3 separate regions of the Homo sapiens genome follow, and regions 2 and 3 are each linked to region 1. The links are chromatin loops, found by intact Hi-C in ENCODE. Cell type or tissue: PC-9. All regions are shown on one strand. Links, peaks and the distances in the headings refer to the core of each region. The heading gives the core; the rest is flanking DNA.

Region 1 (6,829 bases), core at 2,333-4,832:
CAGTAAACATGTAAAATATCACATACCAATAAAAAATTTAAAAAGAGTGGAAGGGATATGTCACTACAGATCCTCTAGACATCAAAAAGATTAGGAGTATAATGGGCACCTTTGTGCCATTAGGAAAAATGGACAGATTTCCTGATGCACAAAACTGATGCTAAAACTGACCCAAGGAAAAAATAGATTAATAGCCTTATATCAATTTAAGAAGTCTAGCTCATAACTAAAACTTTTCACTGAGAAGACTTTAGGTCCAGCTGGCTTCTCATTGAATTATTTCAGATATTAAAGGACGTAAATAAGGATTCTACACAAATTTTTTGACAGAGGAGGGAACACTTCCAAGCTTGTTGTATGAGGCTTGTGTAGCCCTGATACAGACCAAACAAAGACCTTGGAAGAAAACTATAAGCCAATATTTTTCATGACAATAGATACCAAAATTCCTAACGAAATATTGGCAAATCCAGTCTATTGGTGTATAAAAAAAAATATTATGCCCAAGTAGTATTTACTCCAGGAGTACAATATTTGTTTAACATCTGAAAATCAATAGGCTGAGTAATTTGTCACATTAGAATAAAACATAAATACCTAACAATCATTTCAGTAGATTCAGAAAATGGAACAGTCTTAAATACCTTCATGAGAAAGATGGGAAACCAGAAGCAGAAGGTGATTTCCAAAGCAATGAAAAGCTACAGCTTCCCGGGTGGTGAACTACTGAATTCTTTCCTTTTAAGATCAGGAACCAAGGGAAGGGTCTGTGCTTTTGCCACTTTATTCAGCATCCTACTGTATGTTCTAACCAGTGGAATGAGGGCAGAGCAGTAATCAAGGGTCATGAATTGGAAAGAAAGAAGTCAAACTGTATTTGCAGAGAACATAATTGTGCATGTAGACCCTGGCAAGAAAACTACAAATGTGTTCTAGAACTAAAAGTGATTTTGGGTAGGTTATAGAATACACAAGTCAGTGTATAAAAATCAATTTTATTTCTATCAGCAGTCATCATTTGGAAAATGGAATTTTAGCTCATTATAATAGCAACAAAGTTTAAAATATTTAATAATAAATTTAACAAAAGATATGCATGACGTATATAAGCTATAAAACATTGCTGAAGAGAATTAAGACCTATATAGAGAACTATCCCATGTTTATGGTTTGGAAGAATCAATATTGTTTGGATCATTTTGGAGAGATTGCCATCCTTAGAGTCAGTGGCGTTCTAATCAGAATTCCAGCAGGCTTGTTTGAGGACTTGACAAGCTGATTCTAAAATTTATTATCCCAAATATTAATAATTTTAAAGAAGGCTAGAGAACTTAAGCTACCTGCTATTAAAACTTACTATAAGCTACAGTAGTCAAGACAGTGTGGGATTGGTGTATGGAGAGACTTTTAGGTCAATGGAACAAAACAGAATTAAGAAATAGAGCGACACTTTTATGGTAAATTGATTTTCAGCAGTGACACTAGGGTAAATCATTAAGAGTCCTTTTAACAAATTGTGCTGGAACAAGTAGATATCTTTGTGGGGAGTACTGAACCTTGAACTTACGTTATACCACACAGAAAAATTAATTATGGGCTATTGATCTAAATGTGAGAGTTAAAAGTGCAAAATTCCTAGAAGAAAAAAAATCTTTGTGACAATGCATTGAGCAAAGATTTTTAAAATAGGATACAAAACTACAAACTGTAAAATAAATAATGGGCTTCATCAAAATTAAGAGTTTTGCTCTTCAAAACATAATACAGAAAATGAAAAAGCACGCAACAAACTAGGAGAAAATATTTACAAGACACATCTGACAAAAGGCTTGTATCCAGAATATACACAGAATTTGTACAACTCATTAATGAGGAGACAACCAATAAAAATGGATAAAGGAGGTGAACAGACAATTCACAAAACAGTATATGAATACGTTCAGTATAACTAGTTATTAGGGAAATAGAAATTAAAAGCACAATAAGCCACGATTTTACCTCTCTAGAATGAGTGAAATTAAAATGACTAATGATACCAAGATGTAGAACAATCTGAACTCATCCATTGCTGATGAGAATGTAAGATGGTGTAGCCATTTAAAAAGGAACTTAGGAAAGTTTCATGTGCATTTCACATACGACCCAGCAAGTCTCTCGTGGGTATTGAACCCAAGTGAGATGAAAACACTCTGTCCCCCTCTCCTTCTCTCTCTGTCTCTCTCTCTCTCTGTCTGTCTCTCTCTCATATATTAATTCATGATAGTGTTATTCAAATAGGCTCAAATTGGTAAGAACTGAAATGCCCATCTTCTCATCAATTGATTAAAAAAACTATATAGTATACAGTACTATCCAGCAATACAAAAGAGTGAACTGTCGATACAACATGGAAGTATGGCGGAAACATCATGCAAAGTGAAGTAAGTCAAACACAGAAGTCTACATATGATTCTATTAATATGAATTTCCAGAAATGACAAAACTTTTTTGACCAGTGGTTTGCCTGGGACCCAGAGTCTGGGAAGGGCTAAAGAGAGATGAAGGAACTTTTTGAGATGATGGAATGTTCTATATTTTAAATAGGGTGGTGGGTTATATACTCGTATACAGTTATCAAAGCTCATCATCTGTACCCTTAAAGTGAATGCATTTTACCTCAATAAAGCTGTTAGAAAAAAAAAAATCCCCTCATATTCATAGGTAATGTTTCTTTGCTTCTGTTTATATACATTAAATTTTTTTCTCGTAAATTTAAATGAACTTGTTGAGATTATGCTACAGCTTATTTAAAATAAGTTCCACCTGGGGAGAAAATGTTTGCTAAGGGGACAAAGTAATAAGTTCAGTGGGGTTGCTGTTTTAGATGAAATGTTTAGGGAAGGCTTTTCTTTTTTTGATAAAAGGACATTTGAGTGGATACAGAGTGACATGAGTTCACTTAATGTTTTCACGTCTTGTCCATTTCTTACTGAATTTCTGTCTAGGCGTTTTGTAGTTTATGTTGCTATTACAAATGAGATATTTTTCTTACCTTATTTCATGGGCTAATAATCTTTAAATTACATTTGTTTGCATTTTCATTGCTTCTAATCTCCCATTTGATTTTAACAGAGACTATGCAGGTCATTGTTGTGTGTGTTAATCTCTGTTTTTCCTTAGCTCAGTGTAGCTTCAAAATGTACATAGAACCTGAAAGAGACCTGAAATGGAAACCAAAGATGCAAGTGCAGTGTTTTGTAACATAATTTTAATTTTACTGTCAAATAGAACGAGTATAGGATACAAATAAGGATGGTGGCTGAAGGGTGGGAGAAGTGAAAAGAAGGTATTCTTAAATTTCACTTGCAGATTAAGAGGGAATGTCTGCCAGCAGTTGACTGGCCAGGTATAGATTAGAAATGACCTCTGGCAAGATGTTTTGTTTCATTTGAATGGGAGGGCATCTTGTAGATTTCACGCCTGACTTTGAACTTCTGGTAAGCGATGCACCTGGAACCGGCTTGAGTGACTTAAGGGCTCAGCAGTATCTGCCCGGTGGAAACATTAGTGTCATGCTCATGCCTTACCAGCAGATGGCAGCAAAATGCTGTGTTAAAATGTTCTTACCCTACTTAAATTTAAGTCCTGTGGTAAACAGATACTGTATATTTTTCTTTCAGTTAAGACCAAGGTAGATATAATGCCCTTATTTCCCCTAAATAGATACAACTAATACTACCATTGTGTACTGACACTTTACAGTAAATGTTTTTAGAAATCTACATGATATGGCTTACCTAAAAACATCTTATTTTGTATAGGTTTTGTTAGCAACTCCTTCACTGAAATACTTTCCACAGTATTGTTATTTTACATATAGTTTTCTGCCTCAGATTTTTCTAAGAGAACCATTTGTCATAATATGTTCTAGACCTAAATAACGTTTATTAAACAATACGTGAGTTTTCACTCACCTGTGGAGGCTGTGTGTGTGTATGTATGTGTAGGTGTGTGTGTAAAACATTAATGATTTTTTTCTTTTATTAACAAGCCAAAAATTAAGGTGACTTTTACAAGAGAGCATTTTCATCCTGGGTAGTTAGGTCTGATCAATTGATCTTTTACATGGAATTGCTGACTTCTAGGAGGTGCCCGGCATAACCAGTCCTCGTCCGTCTTCTGCCCCCAGCCAGGGATGCCATGGGGTGAACGCCATCAAGAACCAACCTTTGGCTTAATGAAAGATCTGAGGCCAGTGACAAAAGACTGTGACTTGAGTCACATAGCAGATAAATTATTATAGTTGTTTTTCCTTCCCCAGAGATCAGTCAATTAGGAGAGGTTTTTGGAACTGTTTTAGAAAATATTTTTACAATGCTGAGGTTATTCACATAATGCATTGCTTAATTCTTATAAACTCCAAAGTTCGTGTAAAACTAAGAATTCAGAATAGACTTCTATCTTGTGAAAAAACAATTTGTCAAGATTACTTGACATATATCTGAGATGCTTTGGAATTTTTACAGACCACAGAAAAACTTTTTTTTATTACTTAATATACCCTAAAACAACACGGTGTGCCAGAGCATAGTGTATCTGTAATTTAGAGCAGCAGATGTTGCTACACATGCTTCTCTTTAAGACCGAGAAGAAGCACAAGAGAAAATAAAACAAAAAGTTCAAAACAGAAGAGAAACATGAAACAGTGCAGAGATGAAGGAGTTGAGTAGCCAGAGGCAGTTGGTTAAATTAGCAAAGACAGGGGATGTGGTGATCTGTACTCCGTGTTTTTTGTGTATATCTTTTTAAACACTTTGTCTTTCTCCTTTCATTAACCCAGACGTGATAACATTCTACAAAATTTATTTTCCATTAAAACCAGACTTGAATTAAACTGAGGAAAAACGTACTTGATATTCATTACAGTGTTTGGTTGCTTCACATTTTATATGAGAATTGGCCACAGTTTGCTGTGCCATGGTAATGTTTGTTGTTTTGTCTTGGAGTCTGCTAATACTTTCATTTTGGTTTTAACTCCAGCTGATCCTACAGTTAAAGACTTAATCGGAGGCTTCACGGCTCTTCACTATGCAGCCATGCATGGCCGGGCCCGCATTGCACGCTTGATGTTAGAATCTGAATACAGGAGCGACATCATTAATGCAAAAAGCAATGACGGCTGGACTCCCCTCCATGTGGCTGCCCACTACGGCAGGGACTCATTTGTCCGGCTCCTCCTGGAGTTCAAGGCTGAGGTTGACCCACTCAGTGATAAAGGTACCACACCGCTTCAGCTCGCCATTATCCGAGAGAGGTCAAGCTGTGTGAAAATCCTCCTGGACCACAATGCCAACATCGACATTCAGAATGGTTTCCTGTTGCGATACGCCGTGATCAAAAGCAATCACTCTTATTGCCGAATGTTCCTTCAGAGAGGGGCAGACACAAACTTGGGTCGCTTAGAAGACGGACAGACTCCTTTACACTTATCTGCCCTTAGGGATGATGTGCTGTGTGCACGGATGTTATATAATTACGGAGCAGACACGAACACACGGAACTATGAAGGACAGACCCCATTGGCTGTTTCAATAAGTATTTCTGGAAGTAGTCGACCATGTTTGGATTTCTTACAAGAAGTCACAAGTATGTAATATAATTATTACTTTATTGCATTTTTTAAAAATTTGCATCTTCTGAGGAGCTTAATGTGTTTTTGCAACTTAAGATGACTAGATATTAATCATTCCTATAACCACTGCTTGGTAAGCGATGCCTCATTCTTCTGAAATAAAAAAAAAACTTTGACTGTATCACAAGATTTCATAAAAATTCAATTGTGTTTCTAAATGTAATAGGGGTAGACAGTAAGAGTGAGGGAAGGAATGGAGAGAAGGACAGAGAGGAGAATTTTTTTTAAATGAACAAAGATCTGTGTTAGAACAAGGCAATTCCTGTTGGTCATAAGGATAATCTTACCTGGCTTCCATTGACTGCAAGTTGAGGAGTTAGAGGGGGAATTTTGGATCTTAGATTCCTTACCTGTGAAAATATCCTAGAATTTGTGCTTTATTGCTAAGTTGTTCACGTTTTAATTGTGGCTTTTCTGCTTCATGAGAGCCCACATGAAATGGAGCAGTGGTGCTGTGTATTTAGGGATACCACTCGTGGAAGTTAAGGATGCTAGAAATTGTTGTAAGAAAATATTTGCAGTGGGAAGTTTGGCACCACTGTCCCTGGACCACATGGCTTCCATTGTATTTGAACGTTTTTGTGTGGGTGCTTTTTTTAAAGCCTGGAAGTGTCTGGCCCACTTTGTGTAGTAACGCGTGCGTCCTAGTTGTTCCTCTGATGGGGTATCAGCTTGTGTGTACTTAGCCATCCTCTCTTGTCAAGCTTCCACGTGACCAGTTGAATGTGTGTCTCATGCTTAATGTCCACCATGAAGCTAAAATCTGTAAACAAAATGGATTTTGCTGTCTGCTGAACTTTTTAATGAGTTCCTTTTTCCTCACTGGTTTTGAGCCTTCGGTCATTATTATACAAGAGGACATATTAACATCCTGGGTACCAGCTACTAGAGGGCAAGGGCTCTACCTGACCTGCTTGTAAGTAACCCACTCTACCCCTTGGAGCGGGCCTTTGGAGTACACATTTGCTTTATGAAGAAACAAAATGTAATTTGAATTTTGCAGATTCATGGAAGAAAAGATGCAATTATTATCACTAATGTTTTCAGACTAAAGCGTAAGAAAAAATCACACTGCTTAGTCTACTTAGTGCTGGCCAGTACCAGTTTCTGTGATGTTGGAAATGGTCTCTCCTTGCTGTCCAGTATAGTAGCCACTGG
Region 2 (6,829 bases), core at 1,479-3,978, 250 kb after region 1:
CCCAGCACAGGGACACCATGCTGTCCCCATAGCTGTGCACTACCAAGCCACCCACTTTTGCAGAGAAGGAAGCTGAGGGTTAGAGACCTCCACCAGGTACCCCAGGGGTTAGAGATGCAAGTGCCGGAGCCGGGGAGCCTGGAACTAGCTACTGAATCTCTCTCAGTTCATACCATAAATGGGAGCTCTGTCTAGTAAAGAAGACCGATGGCAAAGAAGAACTACATAAATAAATACATCATTATAATTCTGTGTCTACAAAATCATATGTATATAATAATGTGGCCACCTCCTGAGTTGGAATATGCACAACTCCTAAAGTCAATGCTCTCACGGAGGAGCCTGGGCCACTACCGGACGGGGCTGAGTGCCTGAGACAGCCTGCCTGTAGCCTTCATCTCAAGCCACTCAGCCTGAGTCAGGGCGGCTGCTCTGAGCCCACGTGGACGGCCCCACTCTGTCCTTGCCTCACCTCTGCAACCTGAGGCTTGGGGCCGTCTCTCAGTTCTGCCTTCCCATTGCCTGCTTCAACTGTCCACTGTCCACACTTGTCCCTTTGATGTCCCCCTTCAGCCATTCTGGGGAAACACTTTGTCGTGCCCTGTTGCCCCTGGGGCCTCACATCCCAAAGTGGGGCTCTTAGCCTGGTAAGATTCATTGCAGCCTCTCCGATGGGCACAGGGCCTAACTTCCACTGTACACAGAGGGTCCCTCCTTCTTCCCCAGAGTATACATCCCTTCTCAGTAAGCCTGCCTTCCTCAAGCCCCAGAATTCAAGAGCAGTATAAAGAGCAATTTGCATGCAATATAATGAAGATAGAACCTCTTGTTAATAGTCTTGCCCTGGTACTTCTAGGCTCTCATCTTATAAAAGTGTGTTGATTAAAATCCTTCAAAAACACTCCCTTGGGTATAGCTGTAAGGAGCCTCTAAACAGTGGGGGCAGTTGGGATCTTGACTGGGACCAGTATTGGGCTATCCTTGGTCTCACAGTAGAAGGTGATGTCATCTCCACCCTGAAAATAAACAGAGAACAAGAAAAAGAGGAGCTCGTTTCAGCCATTCTGACAAGGTGGGCTCTTGGTGGGGCAGGGATTGCTTTTCCTAAGAGGCCAGGTATTAGCCAGACCAGAGCCTGGTGGCCCTTCTCATACCATGATGTGTATTTGAAGCTCCTGGGTGGGGCTTTTGTCAACCTGCAGATTCCGGCTCAATAAGTCTAGGGCAGGGCCTGGGAGTCTGCATTTCTATCAAGCTCCCAGTAAATGCTCATGCTGCCAGTCTAGGGAGGATACTTGCTGGTAGCTTGTTGTTAGATACTTGTTAGTAGCTTGTTAGATACTTGTTAATAGCTTGTTAGAAGGGCAGAACCCTGAGCCCCACATCAGACCTATGAATGCAACCTGCCTGTCAACAAGATCCCTGGTGACCCCTGTGCATGTCACCACGTTAGAAGGCCAGTTTCTAGGGCTTGCCTGCATCCTGTGCCCACGAAAGACATCACTAATCAATCAGGACATTCTGATGAGAGTCAAGATCCTTGTCTACACAGTGCTGCCAGTGCCCCACCAATGCCTGAGAGGCAGCATGGGGAAGAAACTAAAAAGACTGAGAAGAATCAGCCCTGATACATGGCTAATGAAACAGGAGAGAGAGAAGCGAGTCGGGGCAGAGTTGGGTGTTCAGAAACCCAAAGCCAGATAGATTCCTAGAAGAAGCCCCAAAAGTGTCTGCTGTGTTGCAGTGAAGCATAAATACAAGTGAAGGGATGGGTGTTGGGGGAATGGAGCCTGGCATGAGCCAGAGAAGAGTCTGGAGCTGCTGAAAGCCGCCTGTAGCACAGATCAGAGAGAAGACCGGGAAGAAAGTTCTAGAAGGGTTGAGAAGCTGCCCGCCCAGCTGGAGGCTTCTTGGCCAGGGCTGAAGGAAGAGACTGAAGTCCATCTCCCTAGCAAGAAAGTCTCTCAAGTGACATAAACCGAGCATCCACCATACGCCAGGCAGGGGCTGGCCCTGTCACATCAGCGATCTCAGTTGCATTTCTCATCCCATGAAGGAGGAACCATCATCTTCTACAGACGAGGAATCTGTGACCAAGGGAGATGAAACAATGAGGCTGGCAAATGCCCCGTGGGAATCCTTCCCAGTCTACCCGCCTGCAAGGCTAAACTCCTAGGCTCATACACACTTATCCTTTGCCATTATTTATCCTTTTGCAATTCCTTTGCAAATTTCTATTGGGGGGTCTGGGTTGTCTTGTCTGTGAGAGGGACAGGTAGGGATGGGGATGAGGTGGGCACCCAGGGCCCAACAGAGCAGCCAGCTCAGGGGTGATGCCTCACAGCCAGTAGGACAAGGTTCTGGGTGGTGCTTTCTGTGAGCTTCATCAAGGGTCAGGCAGCAGTGACGTCTTGTCTATCTTCTTGCAAATGTACTTGTCGCACCTCCACCTCACCTACCCCCATGACTCCCTTGCTGAGCAGGAATTACTACTCCCATCTTCAGAAAAGGAAACAGTGGTTGAAAAAGATTAGGCCCAATTTCTCCCTGAGCTGAGAACAGCACCCACATCTGTTTGATCTCAAAGCTAGGAACCCATTTTAGGCTTATGGAGAAGCGAGTAGGCTTTTGTGGGCTAGCCTGGGCACTAATCACCAGTTCTAGCATCATGTCTGTGGTGCAACTGAAGTTTTGGGCACTGTACTGTGAACAAGCTCTTGCAATGCCATTTATTGCTAAGTTGGGAAATACCTGCTTCTCTCATAGAAGGAACTTCAGTGGCAACTTCCTACTCAACTTGGTCCTGTGACATCTAGTGGCCAACAGGAGAAGTGCAGTGAAATCTCTGGACATTGTAAGCAGGTGGAAAAGCTTAGGACTTCCTGGGATTAAAAAAAAAATGCGCTGAAATTCATGATAGCTGAAGTATCCATGGAATATAGAAGATGCACATTGACATGCACCTTATAAAGTCTATAATCCCATGTTTTGTTCCTAATATTCATGTTTATTTACTCTCACTGGTGGAAAATACACCATATCCAATTCATTGTCTCTTAATTGATGAACTATCTTTGCAAATAATATAATATATAATACAATGTAATGTATAATAGAGTGTAATGTGATGCAAACTCAGTGCTTGCAGATATGCTCAATAATAAAGGACATTATAGGTATGAAAATACTATAGGTCACTAATTAATCTATTCCCCTGGGGGTGGAGTGTTTTAGAATCACCATAATGCCATATGAAACTAGATGAAAATATACATAAATAGGTTTCCTCTCTGCTACATACATAACAGGCTTCCTGTCTGCCTAAACATGTTATAAGACATGATGTGCTTTATAGACGCTTTCTGATTACAGGGGAACCTCAAGAGTGCTGCCTGAGTAACTCTCATTACACAAAGACACAACTGCAAGAGGATCCCCAGGCATTCCCATGAGAACACAGATTCTGACAACCCCTCCATCCCCCACCTTGGTCTCCACCCCAGGACTCACAGCATGGCAAAAATCCAAGGGAAGATTCTTGGGTAACTAATGCTCCTTTACAGGGGGTCCCGGATGAAGGGCAGGGGGAAAGTCTTGTCACTGTGGGGCTAGGATAGATGAACCCAAGAGTGATTTGCCAAACGTGCACATACTCAAATCATTTTTCAAACATTTTGGGTTTGGCAAAATGCATGTTGCTAAGCCCCCTTTCCCGACAGTGGTATACCCATGTGAATTTCAAGGGAAATTCAATGTGTGTGTTTCTGATTCTCTTAGGCTTATCTCAGGACAATTATTTAGCAAGAACCACTTTGTGTCCAAGAATCTTCCTGAACCCTTTCTTTTGTAAGACCCCTTAAACAATTTTCCTTTTAACCAGGAAGTATGTTTTGTCTGGAGTAAATTGAACTGAAACCCCAAGAAGTGTGGTTCAAAATTCAGAATTCTTGAATTTTGAAGGAGATTGGAAAGTCTGCAAACAACTTCTCACATCACTGAGACTTGCCGGTGGTGGTATTGAGGGGTGTGAAGTATTATGAGCAAAATTCACTGATTATATGGAGTGACATTTTGTTTACTTTAAAACAAAGTCTGACTTCTTGCTGCCTGATTTGAGTGCTGGCCTGACCAAGTATCTTCCAGGTCTGGGTGACCCAGGGACTTTTTCAGTCACTCAATCTTTCTGAGTGTTGGTGCCTTCCTCAGTAGATGTGAGGACACAACTAACACCTATGAGCACCAGAGGATGGCAGCTCCACGGGGCTTTTGTACCAAAGAGATTCTCTTCCCTAGTAGGACCTCATCATCCAATGAATCAGTGAGCTTACTCCATTTATTCCATCCCAGAGCTAGTTTTTGTCTTTGTTTTTTAACATACTATAAACCTGAGCACAGCGCATCAAGGTTATTTGATTAAGGTCAAAATAACAGAGATGGTGATAAGAGTTTTATGTCTGTGCTGCTCCGTTTATACAAAAATGAGATCATTATTCCACTTGAGTTAAAATTTTGCTCTTCTTGTCATAGCGATGGCCAACAGCCAGCTATGCTGCTTAGGATTAAGTTGGCCACATATAACAGAAAACCCAAATGGTGGGCTTTAATAATATAGGGATTTTCCTTTTTCTCACATGAAAAAAAAATCCAAGAAAAAATATCCAGGGATGAAGGGCTGGTTCCAGGGCCATCAGGGACCCACGTTCTTCCTAAGTGTCTCTTCCAACTTCCTTACCATGGAACTTGCATTTCAGAATTGCATTATGGTTACATGATGGCTGCTGGAGACCCAGCTCTCATGTCTGTGTTCCAGGCAGCAGAAAGGAAGAAGAGCCTTTCAGCTGACTCAGTCCCATGTAAAGAGTTTCTTTGGTCCTGAACTCCTGGCCTCAAGTGATCCTCCCACTTCGACCTCCCAAAGTGCTGGGATTACAGGCATAAGCCACCATGCCTAAGAGCTTCTTTGGAAGCCCAAACCAAAAACTTCAGCTTATACTTCTGCAAGAGAGGCTGGGAAATATGTTTATCAAAGCCCACTACCACCCTCGATAACATGGGATTCCACTGGCAAGAAAGGAGAGAACTATTGGGTACTCAACCAACTCTCTCGACCTTACCCTCCATGTTCTCTCCTGGCTGGGCCACAACTCTCATCCACTGGAAGACAGACCAAGGGGAAATCTCTGGCAGCTGTGAACTGGCAGGCTGTGTGTGTGTGCATGTGTGTGTGTGCATGTGTGCATGCATGTGTATGTGTGTATGTGTGTGTGCATGTGTGTGTGGCTTCACTGGGGCCTGACCCACAAATACCATGATGTCTCTTTGCTTTTATGTAATGAGTTCTCCGTTGGCTTCTGCCTGGTCCAAGACTGATTTGCCTCAGCCTAACATTGTGTAGTGAAGGCCTTTCCCAGGGCCAGAAAGGACTGGCAGGGCTGGAGAGAAAGCAGCTGGTGGAGCTGTGTGGTGGGCTGGCAGCTCCTTTCTCTTCACCTTGTTTGGGTGTTATCAGCTCCTCTTTCTCCAACCTGGGGTGCTCCTGCCTCGATATCATCAATCACTGATGGAAACTCGCAGGGAAAAGATTTGTTTGTGTGTTCCTTGAGGACAGAACAATGTTGTAGTATTTGATGGGTCTTAATATACGGTGAGCTTCAAAGGTAAGTAGTTGCCTATTCTAGTCAGGTTGAGGCGATACCGAATGACTCACATGAAACATGGAATTGACTTCATTGATACCAGCAAGGAGGTGCTCACAGTGAAGTCAGCCCTCCCTCACCACAGGGGCACATGCCACCCCCATTTTGTAGCCAAAAAACCTGAAGTTAGGTCGCCTCCCTGAGTCACCCAAGCACTGGCCTGAGTGCTGCACAGTGGGGTGACCGGGCTTCCCTACATCAAAGAACTACCCTCAGCCCAGGGGCCTGGCTGTCTAGGAAGGGTTCAGAAGGCACACCCAAGACTCAGGCCCCTGCCTCAACTCCACAACACTGAGGGAGGTGAGTAGACTGGGTGGGAGGGGCAGCTCTGCAGCTGGCCAGAGGCTGCGGGGACACAAGGGGTACTCAGCAGACCTGGGCGTCTCTCCACAAGGCTCAGGTACCAGATCTGAAATAACATGAAACACAGTAGGGGGTTCATCAACGTCATCATCATTATTCACTACGTTTGCTTCAGACCTCAACATCACCCACAGATGATTATGGGTTTAGAAATGGAATGAGGTTGAACTTAGGGGGTGACCACCTGACTTCTGTTTTATCTTTGTCTTTTATTCATGCTTCTTTTTACTGAGTGGTCATCCGCAAACAAGCCTGCAACATGACATGTCTTGGACTCAGCTCATTTGATGCACCAACAAGACAAACAGCAGACAACGGCAGCACCACAGAGCTGGAAACAAAATGAATAAATACTTTTTCACAATGAAATGAGCAGAGGGACTGTTGACTTGGGGGGCTCCCGCAAGCCAGAGACAAGTGGGGGGAACTTGCTGACTTCCAAGAAGAAAAGCCAGCAAAGAGGAACCAGTCTCCAGGAAGAATATGAAAATGAAGAGCTGGTATGTAGGTAGCACTTCTTGAGAGCCTTATCTTGCTTAAGCCTCCCCAAACACTGTAAAGTAAGTGGGAAGGAGATTATGGAAAAGAACACTGAAGTTCAGAGAGATCAATATCCCATCCAAGGGTGCATAGCTGGGACTCAGTTCAGGGATGTGAGCAGAAGGGGCTGGGCCTCTGCCATCTCCGATGCTCAGGCACCTCATCACTGAACCAAACACCCAGCAACCCACTGTGAGCAAAAATAAATCTTCCTCCTTCCCGGCCCCTGT
Region 3 (6,829 bases), core at 1,834-4,333, 79 kb after region 1:
ATGTTGTGCCTGAGGTTCTCATGTTCCCAAATCCTCCTCACAGCTCTGTGAACCGGGCCTGGTGGAAGTCTTCCTTGAACCTCAGAGGAGCGGTGGGGCCTGCCATAGCCATTTGGCTGGCAGAAGGGGGGAAGCCATGCTGTGAGCCAAGGTCTCTCATTTATTATTCCATGTGATGGGCGCTGAGCTGGAGCTGGGGACGCCTACCCCTGAAGAAGACAAGATTCCCCAAGCCTGGAACCCATGAGAGCAGCAGATCTAGTGTGGGGCCCCAGGATCACCTGCATGAAGATCACCTGGTATGTTTATGAAAATGTTCATTCCTGGGCCCCAGATTGGAATCTTGGTCGTGGAACCAGGTGACCTGCTGTTTATCATGCTGCAGGTGATTTTGTGCACACTGGCATTTGAGAACTTTTGGGACTCTTGTGGGAGAGACTGGCTGGTTGACAAAGGATTACAATAGGAAGTGATAAATCCAATGTGGATGAGGTTCCAACCTGCTCTGGGAGAAGACATGAAGGAGTGGGGTGACTCAGGCTGATGTCACAGAAGTCGATGTTGGAGTTGGGCCTCAGAGGATGAATAAGGGTTCATGGGCTAGAGGACTAGAAGAAGAGTGTTCCAAAAGGGAGGGACGTAGTGGTGAAAAGTACAATGGTAGGAAACAGCATTACCTGGTGTGGGATAGAAAGTGGCTTGGTGTGGTTGAGGCAGGAGGTGAAGGGCATGGATGTTTAGAGGATGGTGCAGGCTGGCCAGGGGAAGTCAAGCCAAATAGGCAGAGGCCAGACTATGCATGTCCAAACAGTGTACCATCGGGTGGTACAGGCTCTCAAGCTGTCCTGGGGCTCTGGAGGCAGAGAGGAGGTTGGATGGGACGGAAAGAACCCACCAGAGCGGAGCCAAGAGCAAAGGCCATCATCACGCTAAGGGCAAGGCCAAGTGCAGGCCTGATGGGAGGTTCTCTGCGTGGAAAGATGCGGCAGGGCTCAAGGGAAATAGGGAGACAGAAGCCAGGGGCCTCAGAGAGGACAAGCTATGAGGAGTCAACATCTCTGGCTGAGGCAACTGAAAGTGGTGATGCTGTTATCCTGGCCAGAGACAGCGCAGGGGAACTTGGGAGAGAGGTCAGCTAAAGATAATCAGAGAATCCTACTTTGGGAGGGAGTCCCAGGAGGAAGCTGGGCATGCCGATAGGGAATAAAGAAGCAGCCAGGAGGTCTTTATTGAGCAGCTGTTTGTGCCCAGGCTGCGGCTCGCCGGCTATGGGCACTCTTGAAATCTTGGGAGCCCAGCTGTGTGGGAGGGAAGAGGGGGACTCATGGTTGTGATGAGCTAACCTCATCACAGGAATCCCTCTGCCATCTTTAATGGAGATAAAATGTCAATGTGAAGGGCCCTCCGTGCCTTCCCAGTGCTAAGGCTCACACAGACCATGGAGCCCAGCGACCTGGAGCAGCTGTCGTAGGTGCACCCTTTGCACACCTCCATGTCAGGAGAAGTTCTCTTCGCGCTGCTGCTCTTCTGGAGTGGAGTCTGCGGACCTTGAAGTGGACCAGGCAGCCACAGAAAGGGAGTCGGGCTACGGAAATGTCTGCTCACTCCCATTTATCTTGCAAGTGCTGGGAAGGCTCTGGCCGGCCCTCAGTTCTTGGCGACAGGGTGAATGAGGAAGGGGAGGGCCGGCACCTTCTGGGCAGCAGATAAGTAAGGTGCTAGAGCCATGGCCCTGCCAGGGTGAGCGGCCACCCAGCTTCATCCCCAGAGCTTGTTGGTGACTGGGGCTTTCAGAGCTGAGCTGGCAAGAGTTCTGGGGAGCCCTGTGGAGGCCCCCACTCAATCTCCTCACCAGAGATGTAGCGGAGATCCCCGCCTTCTCTGGAGGTGGGTGAAGGTCCCTTCATTCAAAAGTGACCTTCCTAGGCCAGGCAGTGTCTGAGGGCCTCATAACGCTGGCCACTCCACCATATGCCTTCCACACTGGGTGCTCACCCTGTCCATATGCTACCAATGCTCACCCTGTCCATGCGCTACCAATGCTCACCCTGTCCATGCGCTACCAATGCTCACCCTGTCCATGCGCTACCAATGCTCACCCTGTCCATGCGCTACCAATGCTCACCCTGTCCATGCGCTACCAATGCTCACCCTGTCCATGCGCTACCAATGCTCACCCTGTCCATGCGCTACCAATGCTCACCCTGTCCATGCGCTACCAATGCTCACCCTGTCCATGCGCTACCAATGCTCACCCTGTCCATGCGCTACCAATGCTCACCCTGTCCATGTGCTACCAATGCTCACCCTGTCCATGTGCTACCAATGCTCACCCTGTCCATGTGCTACCAATGCTCACCCTGTCCATGTGCTACCAATGCTCACCCTGTCCATGTGCTACCAATGCTCACCCTGTCCATGTGCTACCAATGCTCACCCTGTCCATGTGCTACCAACCACAGAGAGACCCCCACCCGTGCCAGCTGACCCAGGGCTCTGTGACGTCTTCTTTGGACCTGTGGACAGGCTCTGCCCCTAAAACTGAAGTTGAAGTCTTAATGCTTTAGTACTTTAGAACTTGCCCTAATTGTTTGGAAATAGAGTCATTGAAGATGCAATTAGTTAAATTAGGAAAAGGCCATACTGGAATAGAGTGGGCCTCTAATCCAATATGACTGGTGAACTTATAAAGATGAGAAACTTGGATACAGACACGCACACAGGAAGAATGCCAAGTGAAGATGAAGGCGGGGGTCTACCAGACGAGGAACACCAAAGATAGCCAGCAACCCACCAGGAGAGAGACAGGCCTGGGACGGATTCTCCCTTATGGCCCCTAGAAGGAACCAGCCCTGCTGACACCCTGATCTCAGACTTGCAGCTTCCAGAACCGTGAGATGATAAACATCCTTTGTTTAAGCCACCCTGTCTATGGTATTTGTTCTGGCAGCCCCAGGAAACTAAAGCAAGCTCCATTATGCGTGACACAAGCAGAATGTCTAAGAGCCCTGAGCCTCCAGGAGGCAAGAAGGGAGTTTCTTGTTGATCCGCTGAGAAGGGTGAGGCTGCTGCCTTTTGTGATAGGAACATGCCAGGAGACCTGTTTGGAGGCTGCCACAAGAATGCAAGCAATAGAGAGGTTGGTGTTTGGATTGGCTGGTGGCAATGAGGATCAAGAGAAACGGGTGGACTGGGAAGAATGCTCAGCATCGCTAATCACCAGGAAACACAAACCAAAACCTCAAAGTGATAGCATCTCACACCTGTCAAGATAGCTATTACCAAAGCCCAAAAGATACGTGTTGACAAGGGTGTGGAGAATTTAGAACCCTCACACACTGGGTAGGAATGCAAAATGGTGCAGCCACTCTGGAAAACAGTATGGAGATTCCTCAAAAAAGTAAAAATGGACCTATTATGATCCAACAATCCCACTACTGGGTATTTGTTCTAAAGAACTGAAATCAGGATCTTGAAGAGACGTCTGCGCTCCTCTGCCATTGCAGCATGAGTCACACTAGCAAAGATGTGGAAACAACCTAAGTGTCTTCAAAGAATAAATAGATAAAGAAAATGTGGTATAGACACATGAGGGAATATTATTCAGTCTTGAAAAAGCTGAAAATACTGCTGTCTGCAACAACATAAATGAACCTGGAAGACATTATGCTAAGTGAAATGAACAAGTCACAGAAGGACAAATATTTCATGATTTTACATCTGAGATATTGAAAATAGTGAAACTCATAGAAGCAGAGAGTAGAATGGTGATTTCCAGGGGCCAGAGCAGGGGGAAATGGGGATTTGCTAATCAATAACAAAGAGTTTCAGTAAACCAAGATGATTACTTTTTTTTTTTTTAAAGACAGGGTCTTGCTCTGTCACCCAGGCAGGAATACAGTGGTGTGATCCTGGCTCACTGCAACCTCTGCCTCTTGGGCTCAAGTGATTCTCCTGCCTCAGCCTTCCAAGTAGCTGGGACTACAGGTGCACGTCATCATGACTGACTAATTTTTGTATTTTTGGCAGAGATGGGGTTTCACCATGTTGCCCAGGCTGGTCTCAAGCTCAAGCAATCTGGCTGCCTCCGCCTCCCAAACTGTTTGGATTACAGACATGAGCCACCTCACCTGGCCTATACATGGTATTTTAAAAGTGCAGGTCACATATTTATTATTCTTATTGCAAAAAAATACATTTATAAGAAGATCTGTGTAGAGGAACTAACTTTGGCCAAGCCATGGAGGTAAGCCAGATGGATGAGCCATTTATGGAGATGCGAAAATACCGGAGGCAGATTAGGTTGGAGGGGAAGATCAAGAGTTAAGATTTTGGCTACACTGAGTTTGAGGTGCCAGTGAGATATTAAAGGACATTAGTCCATTGGGCAGTTAGTGAGATCAGACTGGAAGGTCCAAGGAGAAGTCTGGGGCAGACACATCATGACAGGTCATCAGAGGATGGGGATAGTCACAGCCATGGAGCAGCTGGGAAGGGTCAGGAAACTGCTAATGGACAGAGCCCAGCAGGGGATGAGGAGAACAAGGTCCAAGCCTGAAGGGATGCCAGCATTGGCCAGAAGGATAGAGAGGCCCAGGCCAGTAAAGGAGACCAGGACAGCGTAGTAGCCAGAGGGGTGGGAGGAAAACCAGGCAGGGGCTGGGCTGGAGAGTGTCTCAGAGAGACCACAGGGTGGACTGTGTAGAATTCTGCTGAGAAGTTGAGTTGGCTGAAAGCAGAAATGTGCCAGGGGGAGTTAGTGGTTCCAACCACTGGTGACATGAGTAAGAGCGACATTGATGGAGGGGTGGAGGCAGGGTCCAGGGCAGTGAGCTGAGGTGTTGGAGGGAGAAGAGGGCCTGAGATGCAGAGGGTGGGCACATCACTCCAGTAGACCACTGGTTTTGCTTCAACTTTTCTTGCCCAGATCAGTAAACATTCAACAGTTACTCCACAAACACGAATGGGACACACACCATTTCTTGATTGCTGTGTTGGCCCAGGAGATCACTATTATTCCCTGCTTTAGGGAGCTTCCAGACAAGTGGGGAAATCAGAAATGGAGACAGATGATTACAGTATTGGAGAAGGAGTGAGGAAGGAGTAGAGAGGGGCTGACCACATTCACCTTGGAAGATGTGTAAGGAACCTTTATTCTTATCAGCAGAATAAGGGTTTTTAAGGCAGAGAAAGGGAAGCAAGAGCCAAAGAGGTGGTTCAGTATCCACTTTTCCCTGAGGAGCCCCAGCAAGTTATGGGAAACTCTATTCTTCCTCTAGATGTGGCTCAATACCCATTTATATTAAAGGCTGTGACAAAGCTTACAGTAAACATAAGCATTTAAGTTTTTTAACTCAGCATTTTCCAAATATGATCAAGACTCTTTCTTTTAGGGCACATTTGGGAAAGTCTGGGGGCATGTGGTAAGAAGTCATTGCAGGCTTTAAGCCCTCTAGAAAGGTCACTGTAACAGCTGTGTCTAGGCCAGATGGGAGGAGAGGAAGATGAAGAGTGCAGAGCTGGATATGGCAAGATTGACATAGGGGCAGACTCTAGAGAATTTAGGAGAAAGAATCACTAAAAGTAGGTGACCTGACCCAGTAGGAGTGTGTGCATGTGTGTGTGTGTGTATGCACACAAAGTTTTGTGTATGTGTGTGTGGTGTTGGAGGTGGAGGTGGAGGTGGTGGTGAAGACTGTGGAGGTGATGGAGGTGGAGGTGGTGTTGGTGGTGGTGGTGGTGGTGATGGAAGCTAGAGGTGACAATGATGGTGATGGTGGTGGAAGAGAAGCTAGAGGCGAAGATGAGGCAGTGGAGGTGATAGTGGTGGAAGAGAAGCTAGAGGCGAAGATGAGGCAGTGGAGGTGATGATAGTGTTGATGTTGTTAGTGGTAGAGGTGGAGGTAAAAGTAGTGTAGGTGGAGATGGTGGTGGTAGAAATGGAGGTGAAGGTGGAGATTATGATGGTGTTTATATTGGAGGTGGTGGTGGAAGTTGTGATGGTGGTGGTGGAGGTGGAGGTGGAGGTGGAGGTCATGATGGAGGTGGAGGTGGTGGTGGAGGTCATGGTGGAGGTGGAGGTGGAGGTGGAGGTCATGGTGGAGGTGGAGGTGGAGGTGGAGATGATGATGGTGTTTATATTGGTGGTGGTGGTGGTGGCAGAGGTAAAGGAGGTAAAAGTGGTGACGATGGTGGAGGTGGAGGTGGTGGGTGTGGGGATGGGGGTGGAAATGGGGGTGAAGGTGGAGGTTGAGGTCATGGAGGTGTTCGTACAGGTGATGGTAGAGTGGTCATAGGGGAGGTGGTGATGATGAGTGCAGGACATAGTAGGAATTTCTGATTCGTGTCTGCATGGATTCATCATGATAGAGAATGTAGAATGATGGTAGGTTTGAGACCAGGATGGAAGTTAAAAAATAGCTCATTTGGACATGCTGAGTTTGATCGCAGAACAGACACAGGATGTCCTGAAGAACTACCATGTAGGAACTGAGGCTCAGGGGAGGGTTCTGGGCTGGAAACACGGACTTGGGAGTCAACAGCCACAGAAATGGACGGAACCCCTGGAAAAGTGAGCAGAAGGAAAGACAGGTTGATGTCGGGCCCAGGTTACGATGTGCTCTTTAAGCTCTAGTAGGAAGGGGCAGTTGTGCCTCTGAAGTGTTAAATCTATCGGAAAATTCCTGAGTATAAGATCCAGCGGTGCAGTTGCTCATGCTCTTGCGGGAAGGAGTGCCAACCCAATTCCATCTGAACCAGGATCGGCCTACCCACTGCTATTCCTCACCGTGGTCATCACCGCCTCCTCCACAAGCACCATCACCACAAG

Evidence for each region. Peaks named below come from ENCODE experiments on the same cell type or tissue, not always from the same donor. Only the 100,000 strongest peaks of a DNase experiment are listed, where the experiment ranks them.
Region 2: it touches region 1 in a loop (8-fold over the local background); 102 of 110 quality-filtered maps call a loop at or near these places.
Region 3: it touches region 1 in a loop (9-fold over the local background); 3 of 110 quality-filtered maps call a loop at or near these places.

The regions. Positions count from the first base shown.
Region 1 is chr15:100,624,418-100,631,246 of GRCh38, forward strand. It overlaps ASB7 (ankyrin repeat and SOCS box containing 7), which reads left to right. Exons shown (of 6, transcript NM_198243.3): 5 at 5,020-5,625. Among named protein-coding and RNA genes, the nearest start is that of ASB7, 25 kb to the left of the region's middle. In PC-9, for the core only: CTCF peaks have their summits at 3,568 (motif pointing right) and 3,769; a DNase peak (open chromatin) is centred at 3,584; H3K27ac peaks cover 1,427 bases.
Region 2 is chr15:100,870,451-100,877,279 of GRCh38, forward strand. It overlaps GCAWKR (gastric cancer associated WDR5 and KAT2A binding lncRNA), which reads left to right. Exons shown (of 4, transcript NR_160703.1): 4 at 3,373-6,428. Among named protein-coding and RNA genes, the nearest start is that of ALDH1A3, 6.0 kb to the right of the region's middle. In PC-9, for the core only: CTCF peaks have their summits at 2,843 (motif pointing left) and 3,043; a DNase peak (open chromatin) is centred at 2,771.
Region 3 is chr15:100,704,333-100,711,161 of GRCh38, forward strand. No RefSeq gene overlaps it. Among named protein-coding and RNA genes, the nearest start is that of ASB7, 110 kb to the left of the region's middle. In PC-9, for the core only: no CTCF peak of the experiment used is centred there; a DNase peak (open chromatin) is centred at 3,149; H3K27ac peaks cover 1,903 bases.